Linked DNA regions of Homo sapiens: region 2 is linked to region 1. Evidence: chromatin contacts called from ENCODE Hi-C or POLR2A ChIA-PET data. All regions are on one chromosome and are shown on one strand. The core of a region is the stretch at or near the end of the contact, and the rest is flanking DNA. Distances in the headings are between cores, read along the strand shown.

Evidence for each region. Hi-C counts contacts between places; a loop is a spot of excess contacts on that map. ChIA-PET counts read pairs that join two places held with the same protein, here RNA polymerase II (POLR2A). Pooled maps may share reads with other maps.
Region 2: a loop to region 1 is called in a map of endothelial cell of umbilical vein, with 2.9 times the contacts of the local background. The contact joins the enhancer-like site here to the promoter of RNF103 in region 1. A Hi-C loop is called at or near these places in 6 of 168 maps with a recorded cell type or tissue (CD4-positive, alpha-beta memory T cell, CD8-positive, alpha-beta T cell, GM12878 and 3 more) and 9 of 50 pooled maps. POLR2A ChIA-PET finds 5 or more read pairs at or near these places in 16 of 52 experiments (B cell, CD4-positive, alpha-beta T cell, CD4-positive, alpha-beta memory T cell and 11 more).

The regions. Positions count from the first base shown.
Region 1 is chr2:86,622,276-86,628,243 of GRCh38, reverse strand. RNF103 (ring finger protein 103) reads left to right here and starts at 4,379. Exons shown (of 4, transcript NM_005667.4): 1 at 4,379-5,583. The coding sequence starts at 5,358. All of the region lies in intron 2 of RNF103-CHMP3 (RNF103-CHMP3 readthrough), which reads left to right. RefSeq lists silencers at 4,189-4,358, 4,439-4,978, 5,249-5,328, 5,509-5,558 and an enhancer at 4,184-4,478.
Region 2 is chr2:86,580,879-86,587,510 of GRCh38, reverse strand. All of the region lies in intron 3 of RNF103-CHMP3 (RNF103-CHMP3 readthrough), which reads left to right. All of the region lies in intron 5 of CHMP3-AS1 (CHMP3 and RNF103 antisense RNA 1), which reads right to left. Among named protein-coding and RNA genes, the nearest start is that of CHMP3, 21 kb to the right of the region's middle. Within about 2 kb of position 3,295, at least 3 of the 41 ENCODE cell types and tissues checked have a DNase peak (open chromatin) inside an H3K27ac peak, as active enhancers do; they include CD4-positive, alpha-beta T cell, CD8-positive, alpha-beta T cell and endothelial cell of umbilical vein, where a contact is called at or near this core.

The DNA of each region.
Region 1 (5,968 bases), core at 3,130-5,629:
GAGTTTGGGGATGAATAAGTGGCTGGGGCCATAGAAAATAGAACAAACCAAAATTTGAGTTAATTATTAACTCCAGAGGCAATGAACAATTGCACAAGAAAGGTTTCTTACATGGTTCAGCTATGAACAAGATTTATATGGGCATATTAATATAAAGATGAATATATAATATAATCATGTTGGGAATGAGGGGAGGGAAATGGTGTATGAATACAGGGCATAAAAGACAGAATTCCTCATCGTCCATAGTAAGAAATCAATAGATAATGTATAAAATGGAAAAAGCAAGAAAAGCAGTAAAAACCTATTCTTTGAAAATATAGAGGTAAACATGAAAAAATTGCTAAAATAATTGAAGGCAGTGTCTCTGAGGAATGGGAATCAGAGATGGTAGGGAAAAGCAGGGGATGTGGTCTTTTGTTTTGTTTTGTTTTGTTGAGACAGGGTCTCACTCTCTCACCCAGGCTGCAGTACCGTGGCGGGATCACATCTCACTGCAGCAGCCTCAAACTCCTGGGCTCAAGCAATCCTTCCGCCTCAGCCTCCTGAGTAGCTGGAACTACAGGAGGGTGCCCACCATGCCCAGTTTATTTTTATTTTTTGTATTTTTTTGTAGAGACAGGGTCTCACTATGCTGCCCAGGATGGTCTGGAACTCCTGGGCTCAAGTGATCCTCCTGCCTTGGCTTCCCAAAATGCTACAATTACAGGTGAGCCACCTCTTCTGGCCAATGTGTTTTTTTATAAGCAGGGTTTGTCAGGGACATTCTCAGTTTTTCCTCCCTAGTCTGGTATAATTTCATTACCATTGCCCCTTTTACTCCCAAAGTTGTCCCAGTTTTGTATGTAGCCCTGAAATGCTACTTCATTTTTTAAACTATGTGTGCATGATATTTTGATAACAGTGAAATAAAAAGAGAAGGCTCTTTGGACCTTAAATAAAATAACTCTGGTTCATCAAGCTCAGTCAAAGACTTTAATTTTCTTTTTTCCAAAAACCGATTCTTGGTTTTTTTTTTTTCAATTTTTACCCTCTGTACATTAGAATGTATCCAAAAACTAATTCTTCATTTTAAATTAATTACAAGCAATGTGTACTTCAAAGCACTTTTACAATCACTCACTCATTTAATCCTTACGACAGCTTCATAGGGTAAGCATCCTATCCCATTTTATAGATAATAAAAATGAGGGGCCGGGCGCAGTGGCTCATGCCTGTAATCCCAGCACTTTGGGAGGCTAAGGCAGGCAGGTCACAAGGTCAGGAGATTGAGACCATCCTGGCCAACACGGTGAAACCCCATCTCTACTAAAATACAAAAAATTAGCCCGGCGTGGTGGCACGTGCCTGTAGTCCCAGCTACCTGGGAGGCTGAGGCAGGGGAATTGCTTGAACCCAGGAGGCGGAGGTTGCAGTGAACTGAGATCGTGCTACTGAACTCCAGCCTGACAACAGAGGAAAACTCCCAAAAAAAAAAAAAAAAAAAAAAAAAGAGGTTAGGGAGGTCTTCTGATTGTCTACCAAGGTGACACTAGTCCACTGGACCAGGCCCTTTAATTGCAGTTTGCACACTCTTGCCACAATATCAAATGATAAAGCATTTAAGCCATCCTACATATGAACAGAATCTGAGATATAAAACCAATAACCCAGATTAATAGCCTATTAGAAAAACAGATTATGAAAATGAATAATTCATACATTCTTCTGTTTTTGAAAATAAATTCTAATTAGTCTGCCCAGCTAGGCTTAGTGGAAACTGAAATCAATCTCATGGGAAGACAGCCCACACCTCCAACCCCTGTCATCTTTGGAGTCCCAGAGGATGAACCGCTGCCGCTAAACCTCCGGACCAGGAAAACAGTCCTAGTGGGTTTTTTTGTTTTGTTTTGTTGTTGTTGTTTTTTTTTTAGATTACAAAGTAATACATGATTATTTCAGAAAATATAATAAAACAGAGATATAGCATAAAAGAAAAAATATTCTAAATCCCATCACTTAGAGGTGAATACACCTAACAATTTAGTGGATACATCTCTGTCTTTTTGTAATACAGATACAAAAATAGGATCATATGACGCAAACTTCTCAGTCACCTGGTTTTTTTCACCAAACACTATATTTTGGACATGGTTCCATGTCCATAACCGTGTGTCTACATTTTTCTTTTTAGTGGCTGCCTCATGGTTCATCATTTGAATTACTGTATTTGATCAATCCTCTGTCACTAGATATTTGGGTTCTTCCTTTTTTCTTTCCAGCATTAACTCTGCAACAACGACGAAATTCTATACACACATCTTTGTGCCCATGTCCAATTATTCCTCAAGATAAATTTCCTGAAGAGAGATTACTGTGCCAAAGAGCTTGTATTTTATGGGGGGCTTCTAACCCACATTGTATACCCCACCAACATAGAATGTGCTTGTCCATACTCTCTTATTCAGATGACCCAATGTGTTCTCTTATCAATGCTTTTATCCCTCCTGTGGGTTAACCATGAATGAAACAAAGCAAGGGGGTTGGGATGGGAGGCAGTTGAAACAAACAAGAAATTTAAAAAGAGTTCTTTAATTCCTTCTTTCTAGTCCCTCCCACACTCTAATGTTTTTTTCCAATTTGGAACTCTGGCCTGACTGGTTCCACCCTCAGCTCACACACCAACTTTCCCTGCCCATGCCTATTCTGTATTTTTGAGATTGGGTCAGTCTCTCCTCACTAGCGAGTACATACATTCCTTTGAGGTGAGGGACATCACCTTCAGTGTCAAGGTTTGGACAATATCATCAAAGGGTCACCAAGACATGCCCAAGAATTCTGAAATTTCAGAACCAGGCTTGTTAGAATCAGTTGTTTAACACAGTCTCCCACACTGATCTGCCAGCCACGAGAACAAAGCCACATGGAAGCTAAAGACACAGGGGCAGTGTCCAGTTGCTGGCTGGACATTCCTACACCTCCTCCTCTGATTCTCAATGCTCCCTGGGCCCATCCCCTTCCAACTCCTCCCCCACTAGCCCGGCACTGAAATGCCCTTGTTCACTTTATTTTAAATGGGCACCATTCGGAGGCTACATTCTCACAGTCCATTCTTTGCTTCCCGTTCCTCCCTTGCTCCATGACCTGGGATCATGATCCCTTTCTTCCTAAAACTTTCACCCCTAGTTTCAGATAGTTGACAGTTTTGCACAAATAGTAACATTTCCCCGTAATTACTGTTTTTTTTTTCCTTCCTTATCAAAAGGGGCTGGTCAAAGCCAACCTTGTTCAGTTTATGAACCCAACTCCTTCCTCCCTCAAGACTGACACAGAGATTGACGTAAAGAGTACGCTCGGCCCGGTTAAATTTATAAGCACAGAACCAGGTATCGCATGCTTGTCCATGTGACTCTTTTTTTTCTTTTCTTTCTTTCTTTTTTTTTTTTTTTTTTTTTTTTTTTTTTTGAGACGGAGTCTTGCTATGTCACCCAGGCTGGATGGAGTGCAGTGGCGCGATCTCAGCTCCCTACAAGCTCCGCCTCCCGGGTTCACGCCATTCTCCTGCCTTAGCCTCCCGAGTAGCTGGGACTACAGGGGCCCACCACCACGCCGGCCTAATTTTTTGTATTTTTAATAGAGGCAGGGTTTCACCGTGTTAACCAGGATGGTCTCGAACTCCTGACCTCGTGATCTGCCCGCCTCGGCCTCCCAAAGTGCTGGGATTACAGGCGTGAGCCACTGTGCCAGGCCCATGTACAAAATAAAGCACCCGGAACTTTGCACCTGGACTTATCTACACTCGACAATCTTTGTCCTAGGAACTCAGGGAGTCCACACCAGGCTTTTAACACCCTTGAGACTGAAGGAGGGAAAAGGCTGTAACTGGCAGCGACAACTGGGCCTAGTATAACGCGAACTCCAGTTTTGGCCAAACCTCCTCCAACACACATGTGCAAAGCCACATTCTCATGAAGAGGGGGCAAAACATTTGCTTTCTGGGTTTAACCTTCTACCATCTCAAACCAACTGTGCCAAAAATTTCCCTGTTCACCAGGATTCATCAAAAAACGTACATTTCTATTTTCACCGATTTTAAGAGAATAATTAACTGCTCTATTTTTACAAAAAATACACAAAGTGATACAATCTAAAGACTAATCCTCAGACAAAATCAATTGCTAAACATTGGAGGGGCAAAAGGGGAGACCACGCCGCAAAAGCACGGAGAGGCAACTTTCGGCACCGCGGGAAGGCCCCGACCACGCTGCGGCTCCGCCTCTCCTCCCGCCCCTCGTTCGGTAGTCCGGTAGCCCCGCGGCTCCCCGAATTCCCCGCCCTCGGCCCCTGCGGGCGCACCCTGCAGGCCCCGCCCCGGCCCCGCCTCATCGCGACGTCAGTTGTTATGTCTCGGCTCCGGCCGCGGCCGCCGCTGATACACGGTTGTGGAGGGTACGGCCGCGGTCTCCGGAGGTGGCGGGGGTGTTGGGGACGGGTGCTGCGACCGGCACTGCCCATCCGAGCGGGACGGGCGCTGAGTGGCCGGGAGGCAGCCGGGTAGCCGCCTGGAGGAGCAGTCTCGGGGCCTATTATTGGTTTTTTCCCTCCGAGACCGATTCCATCTGCAGAGACCGCGACGCCCCATCCTGGGCCGGGCCGCAGTGCCCGCCCGCCTGAGAGGCGCCGCCCGCCAGCCGGCCCGAGCGAACCTGGAGCCGCCGCCGTGCCCGCCGCTCTTCTCGCGGAGCCTGGGCGGTCGGCGGGGCCTGGGGCCTGGGCTTCGGGCGCGGCGTTGCGGCGGCCGCTCCTCCCCGCGCAGAACACGCTGGGCCCCGGGCCTGGCCCGGCCGAGCGCCGCGCCCTCCTGACCCGCGGCCGCGGGAGTCCGGCCCCCACGGCCCCTCGGGCCCCGGCCTGCCGCCCGGATCCCCGCCTCCTGGGCGGATCTGAGTTATTTTTTGGTCTCCCCCTCCCCCTTGAGATCGCGGCACCGGAGGGCCGACCCCGCCACCTGGGTCAGTGCCCGCCCCGGGGGAAGCGTCCCTCGTTTTGTTCTTCCCCGCGAGCTCTCCCCGCGCCCCTCTCCTTTCTGTGCTTAATGGATGGGGGTTTTGAGTTTTTCCCCTTTATTTTTGTCGGCTCTTGACTGGGAGGCCCGGCGCGAGGCTCTGCGTCTCTGCGTCCCTCGTCGCCGCCTCGCGCCCGCGCGGATCCCGTCACCTGCTTCCCCGCCGGGGATGGCCGGCCAGTGACGGCGCCGGGTGGCCCGCGCGTGGACACGGGGCCCTCGCCCAAGCTGCCACCGAGCCGCGGCCCCCGCCCTCGACCCTTCTCTCTCCCGTATTCCGAGCTCTCTGGAAAGAGAGGAAACTCCAGGGAAGATGTGGCTGAAGCTTTTTTTCTTGCTCCTCTATTTCCTGGTCCTGTTCGTCCTGGCCAGGTTTTTTGAGGCCATTGTGTGGTATGAAACTGGCATCTTTGCCACCCAGCTGGTGGATCCGGTGGCGCTGAGCTTCAAGAAGCTGAAGACCATTTTGGAGTGCCGGGGGTTGGGCTACTCAGGGTTGCCCGAGAAGAAGGATGTCCGGGAGCTGGTGGAAAAGTCAGGCGAGTATCGGGCTTCCCCTAGGGTCCCCTCCACCTGGGAGAGGGGACGACCTGTACCTCCTGGTACCTGGCTGTTCCCCCAGAGTGAGGCCTTTCCTGGAAGCGTTAAAGCTGCCCAGGTTTCTTCGTCCAAGCTTCCTACAATCAAGTATGCGGATCCCAGCTTTGAGGAGGAGTCTGAAATTATTTGGAGGAGTGTTGGTGTATCCTTTTAAGGTTATCGTAAAATGACAGTTTAAAGTGTGGCTTCTTAGCGTTGTTTACTAAGTTGAGTGATTTTCTCAAAATTCTGGAATATCAACTAGTTACAAACTGGAAAGCATTATTTGTCAGTTGAAGTTCATAAAAACGTAAGAAAAACTCCAAAACGTTGTCTGTCAATAGC
Region 2 (6,632 bases), core at 2,046-4,545, 40 kb after region 1:
TCCAAAGTGCTGGAATTACAGGCGTGAGTCACTGCGCCCAGCCATCTTCCATGTCTTTTCATGGCTTCATAGATCATTTCTTTTTAGCACTGAATAAACAGTTCATTGTCTGGATGTACCAGTTTATCCATTCACCTACTGAAAGACATCTTGGTTGCTTCCAAGTTTTGGCAATTATGAATAAAACAGCTATAAACATACATGTGTACATTTTTGTTTTCACCTCCTTTAAATAAATACTAATGCTGGATCTCATGTTAAGAGTGTTTAGTTTTGTAAGAAACTGACAAACTGTCTTCCAAAGTGGCTTCCATCTTGGCTTCCCATGAGAGTTCTTGTTGGTCCACATTCTCACCAGTGTTGCCTGTTATCAGTTGTTCCAGATTTTGGTCATTCTAGTAGGTGTGCAGTGGTATCTCATTATTGTTTTAACTTGCATTTCCCTGATGACTTATAACGTGGAGCATCTTTTCACATGCTCATTTGCCATCTATATATCTTCTTTAATGAGGTGTCAAAGTCTTTGAACTATTTCTTAATGGAGTTGTTTGTTTTCCTATTGCTGAGCTTCAAAAGCTCAATTTTTTTTTTTTTTTGAGATAGTATCTCTCCATGTTGCCCAAGCTAGTCTCAAACTCCTGGGCTTAACAGACTTTTCTGCCTCAGCCTCCCAAATACCTGGAATTATAGCCTCATGCTACCATCCCCAGGTGAGTTGAAAGAGTTCTTTGTGTATTTTGGATAATAGTCCTTTATCAAATGAGTTTATTGCAAATATTTTCTCCCATTTTCTATGGCTTGTCTTTTTACTCTGTTGATATTGTCTTTTACAAAGCAGAAGTTTTTTCTTTTAATGAAATTCAGCTTATCAATTTTTTTCATGCATTGTGACTTTGGTGTTATATCATCACCAAGTTATATCATCACCAAACCCAAGGTCATCTAGATTTTCTCCTATGTTATCTTCCAGTAGTTTTATAGTTTTGCATTTTACATTTAGGTCAATGATCCGATTTGAGTTAATTTTTGTGTAGGGTGTAGTCTGTGTCCAGATTCCTTTTTTTTTTTTCAATGTGGATGTCCAGTTGTCCCAGCACCATTTGTTGAAAAGACTATCTTTTCCTCCCTTGTGGTGCCTTTGCTCCTTTGTCAAAGATCAGTTGACTGTACATTCAGCCCTTCATATTCGTGGGTTCCACATCCATGGATTCAACTAAACATCGATCAAAAATATTAGAAATATACTGAACATGTTCCCTAAACAATGCAGTGTAACAACTTATTTATTAGGTTGGTGCAAAAGTAATTGTGGTTTTTACCTTTGAAAGTAATGGCAAAAACTGCAATTACTTTTGCACCAACCTAATACATAGCATTTATGTTGTATTGAGTATTATAAGTAATCTAGAGATGATTTTAAGTACCCAGGAGGATGTGCATAAGTAATATGCAAATACTATGCCATTTTAAATCAGAGACTTGAGCATCCGTGGGTTTTGATATCTGCAGGAGGTCCAGGAACCAATCCCCTGTGGATACCAATAGACTATTTTATTTATGTGGGATTATTTCTGGGCTGTCTATTCTGTTCCATTGGTCTATTTGTTTATTCTTTTGACATTATCACACTGTTTTAATCGTGATATTATTATTGTAGCTTAAAAATAAGTCTTGAAGTTGTATAATCTTAGTCCTCCAACTTTGTTCTCTTTCAATATTGTGTTGGCTATTCTGCCTATTGTCCCCTGCATAAATTTTAGAATTTGTTTGTTGATATTCACAAAATAACTTGCTGGGATTTTGATTGAAATTTCATTGACTATTGATCAAGTTGGGAAAAACTGACATCTTGACAATATTGAGTCTTCCTATCCTATAGAAGATCTTTCAATTTATTTAGTTCTTCTTTGATTTTTTCCATCAGAGTTTTGTAATTTTCTTCATATAGATCTTGTACTTACTTTGTTAGATTTACATCTAAGTACTTCCTGGGGAGGGGTTGCTGATGTCAATGTTATTGTGTTTTAAATTTCAAATTCCACTTGTTCATTGCTGTATGTAGATGCTCCTTGACTTACGGTGGAGTTATGTACCAATAGACCCATGTTGAAAATGTTGTAAGCCTGAAATGCAGCCCAGAGAGTCTCTGGACAAAGAATCACCAGTGGTTAAAATCTGAAACTTCATGGTTGCCAATCACTTTTGCCCCATTGTAAGTTGAACCATTGTAAGTTGGGGACCATTTGTATAGGAATGCAATTGATTTTCATATATAAACCTTGTATCCTGCAACCTTGTTATAATTGCTTATTAGCTCCAGAAGGTTTTTTATTTTCTCTTTTTTTTTGTCAGTTCTTTTGGATTTTCTACATAGATGATCATGTCATGTTTGAACAAAGATTTATTTCTTCCTTCCCAATCAGTATACCTCTTACTTTCTTGTCTTATTGCATTCATTGGGACTTTCAGTATAATGTTGAAAGGAAGGATAAGAAGGGACATCCTTGCCTTGATTTTGATCAGTATACTAGAAATTTAGCTGAACAAATACCCAGTTGTTAACTATATTTCTCAACCCACATTGTAGCTAGGTGTGGGCAATGTGACTAATTCTTGCCAATAGAATGTAAGCAAAAATAATGCCTGCCGGTTTTGGGTTTTGACTTAAAACATTGGGTATGTGTGTTATTTCTTTCTCTTCCTACTTCTAACCTGCTAGATATGTTAATAATGGATGCAACCTTGAAAGTTAGGTATGACTGGCAGACACAGTTGCTTAGCCAGCCAATGTTTCTGCATGACTTCACAGAGCAGAGCTGCCCTACTATGGAAATTACTGGATTATTCCACAAAACAGAAATAAACTTCTATTTTATTTAAGTCATTGCATTTTGAGGTATCTGTTATAGCAGCTTAGCCTTTAACTATGACAGCATCTTAATCACACCATATCCAAAATTTGCTAGTCATCTTTCCACCTATATATTGTATGCCATAATGCCAGTCTGAGTAAAGGCCCCTGTAGTCATCTAATCTTCATTCTGCTCTCAACCCCAACATCCAGTTTTCCCAAGTGCAGTGCTACCTCTTAAAATGACTCAGGATTTCTACTTCTGGCTGTGATGGAGTAATTGGCACTGGACTAGTCCTCTTGCTACAAATAACTGTAAAACCAGACAAAAATACATGAGATAGCTGTTTTCAGGCAATGAATAACAGGAAGTACAAGATAAGTACAAGATTGAGATCTTTGAGAGAAAGGAAACTAACAGGGTAGGCTCCATGATTACTCAGCTGTCTGCATAGGACAGTTTCCTGACTGCAGTGCAAAAAGCTTGAGTCCAAGCAAAGCGTGGTGGTTCCTATGAGATTCAGCCATAATGCTGCATGTATCCATAGTTCTTTCTTTAAAAACTAATATTGTTGTATATTATATTGTATAAATATCCCACAATTTATGCATTCATTTTGTGGCTGATGAACATTTGTTTCCAGTTTTTGCTATTATGAATAAAACTGCCTTGAATATTATTGTACATGACTTTCAGTGGACATAACCACTTATTTATTTTGAATATATGTAAGGAATAGAATTGTTCTATCATAAGGTTTAATATGTTTAGCTTTAGTAGATTCTGCTAAAGAATTTTCCAATCTGGTTGTACCAATGTACACTCTATCTAGCAGTGTATGAGTCCCTGTTGCTCCATATCATTTTCCAACATTTGATATTGTGAGTGCTTTCCATGGTATTTCAGTATGGTTTTTATTTCTCTGATGAATATGATATTAATCATCCTTTCATACTGTTATTGGCACTTTTAATATCTTATTTTGTGAAGTGCCTATTTAAGTACTTTGCTCATTTAAAAATTATGATGAGTTATTAATTTGCAAGAGTTCTGTATTCTTGATATGAGTATTCTGTTGAAAATATGTTAACAGTCTCTGGCTTCTTGTTTTACTCTCTCTCTCTCTTTTTTTTTTTTTTTTTTTTTTTTTTGATATGGAGTCTCACTCTGTTGCCCGGGCTGGAGTGCAGTAGTGTGATCTCGGCTCACTGCAACCTCCGCCTCCTGGGTTCAAACAATTCTCCTGCCTCAGCCTCCCAAATAGCTGGAGCTATAGGTGTGCGCCGCCATGCCCAGCTGATTTTTGTATTTTCAACAGAGATGGGGTTTCACCATATTGGCCAGGCTGGTCTCGAACTCCTGACCTCAAGTGATCCACCTGCCTTGGCTTCCCAATGTGCTGGGATTACAGGCATGAACCACCACATCCAGACCTTTTTTACTCTCTTAATGGCGTCTTTTAATGAACAGAAGTTCTTAATGTTTAAGAAATCCAATTTAGCAATTTTTTATAGCTAATTAAAATTTGTGTTCTGTTTAAGTCACCTTTGCCTACCTCAAAGTTATGAAAATATTTTCCTGTTTTGGATGCTTTGTCTGTTTACCTGTCTTATTTCAGTTTCAATCCATCTCAGATTAAATTTTTTTTTTTTTTTGGAGATGGAGTCTTCCTCTGTCCCAGGGTGGAGTGCAGTGGCATGATCTCAGCTCATTGTAACCTCCGCCTCCCGGGTTCAAGCAATTCTCCTGCCTCAGCCTCCCGAGTAGCTAGGACTACAGGTGCATGCCACACGCCCAGCTAATTTTTTGTATTTCAGTAGAGACAGGGTTTCACCATGTTGCCCAGGCTGGTCTCAAACTCCTGAACTCAGGCAATCCGCCTGCCTCAGCCTCTCAAAGTGCTAGGATTACAGGCATGAGCCACCGTGCCTGGACCATCTCAGATTAATTTTGTGTGTGGTGTGAGGTAGAGATTTATGTTCACTTTTTCTTGTGGATATCTTTTTTTTTTTTTTTTTTTTTTTTGAGACGGAGTCTAGCTCTGTCACCCAGGCTGGAGTACAATGGCGCGATCGTGGCTCACTGCAAGCTCTGCCTCCCAAGTTCAAGCGATTCTCCTGCCTCAGGCTCCTGAGTAGCTGAGACTACAGGCACATGCCACCACACCCGGCTAATTTTTGTATTTTTAGTAGAGACAGGGTTTCACCGTGTTGGCCAGGCTGGTCTCGAACTCCTGACCTCGTGATCCGCCTCTCTCGGCCTCCCAAAGTACTGGGATTACAGGCGTGAGCCACCGCGCCTGGCCTTCTTGTGGATATCTAAATAGACCTAACAAAACTTAATGGAAAGAATATCACGTCTTCCGCTAAATTGTGGTAGCATTTGTTGTAAATCAACTGACAGTGTTTATGTATCTTTGTGCTACTCGATTCTCTATTCTGTTCCATTGTTCTCTATAATAATTTCACAACACTATTGAATTTTAGTTTTCAGAATTTAAAAATACCATTCATATCAGGTAGCATGAATCTTCTGACTTTAGTATTTTGCATTTCCACATAAAATTTGTGAATTAGCTTATCAAAACTCACTACCAAAAGCACTTCTGTGATTTTAACTGGATTGCATTAAATCTGTAGATCACTTTTGGGGTGAATTGTTATCTTTACAATATTGAGTCTTCCAATACGTGGTATATTTCTCCATGTTTTTAGATCTTTGATTTCTGTCATCAGTGTTTTGTGGTTGCCTGTAAAGGAGTCTTGTATATCTTTCTTTGAATGTATTCTTAGGAATTTGATTTTCTCATGCTATTGCAAATAATAATGTTTTATAAATTTCGTTTTGTAACTATTGCTTGTGTATAGAAACACTATATATATATATATATATATATATATATATATATATATATATAACTAGCTTTTATTGGTAGAAATTATGTTAAACCTATATATGCCAATGTGGGGAGAATTGACATCTTTACTACATTGCATTTTCCAGTCTATTAACATAGTATGTGTCTCCATTTTATTTAGATCATTAATTTCTTTCATTAGTGTTGTGTGATTTTTAGCATACAAGTCCTGTACCTGTTTTGTTAGATTTAGATCTAAGTATTTCATTTTTGAGTGATTGTAAATGGTATATATTTTAAACTTTGGTGCTCATGTATTCATTGCTAGTATATAGAATGATATATAAAATTATTTTTTTGTAAATTTATCTTTATTCTGCGACCTTACAGAACTCATCTTTAGTTCTAGGAGTTTTTGGTAGATGTCTGGGGATTTCTACATAGACAATCATATTGTCTTCAAACAACAAAAGTTTAATTTCTTTCTTTCTGGTTGGTATTTTTTTTATTTCCTTTTCTTACCCTATTGCAGTAGTTAGATCTTCCAGCACTATGTTGAGTGGTGGAAGTGGATATCCCAATCTTATGGGAAAACTTTCAGTCTTTCACCATTAAGTTTAATGTTAGCTGTGTTTTTTGTAGACAATCTTTATCAAGTTGAGAAAGTTCCCCTCTGTTTCTATTTTTCTGAGAGATTTTTGCTTTGTTTTATTATGAATAGGTATTTAATTTTGTCAAATGCTTTTTCAGCATCAGTTGATATGGTCATGAGATATTTCTCCTTTAGTCCATGAATAAGGTGGCTTACACTTATTTTTTAAAAATAGTCTGGGTGCAGTGGCTCACACTTGTAATTCCAGCACTTTGGGAGGTCAAGGTGGGAAGATCACTTGAGGCCAGGAGTTTGGGACTATATAGACATT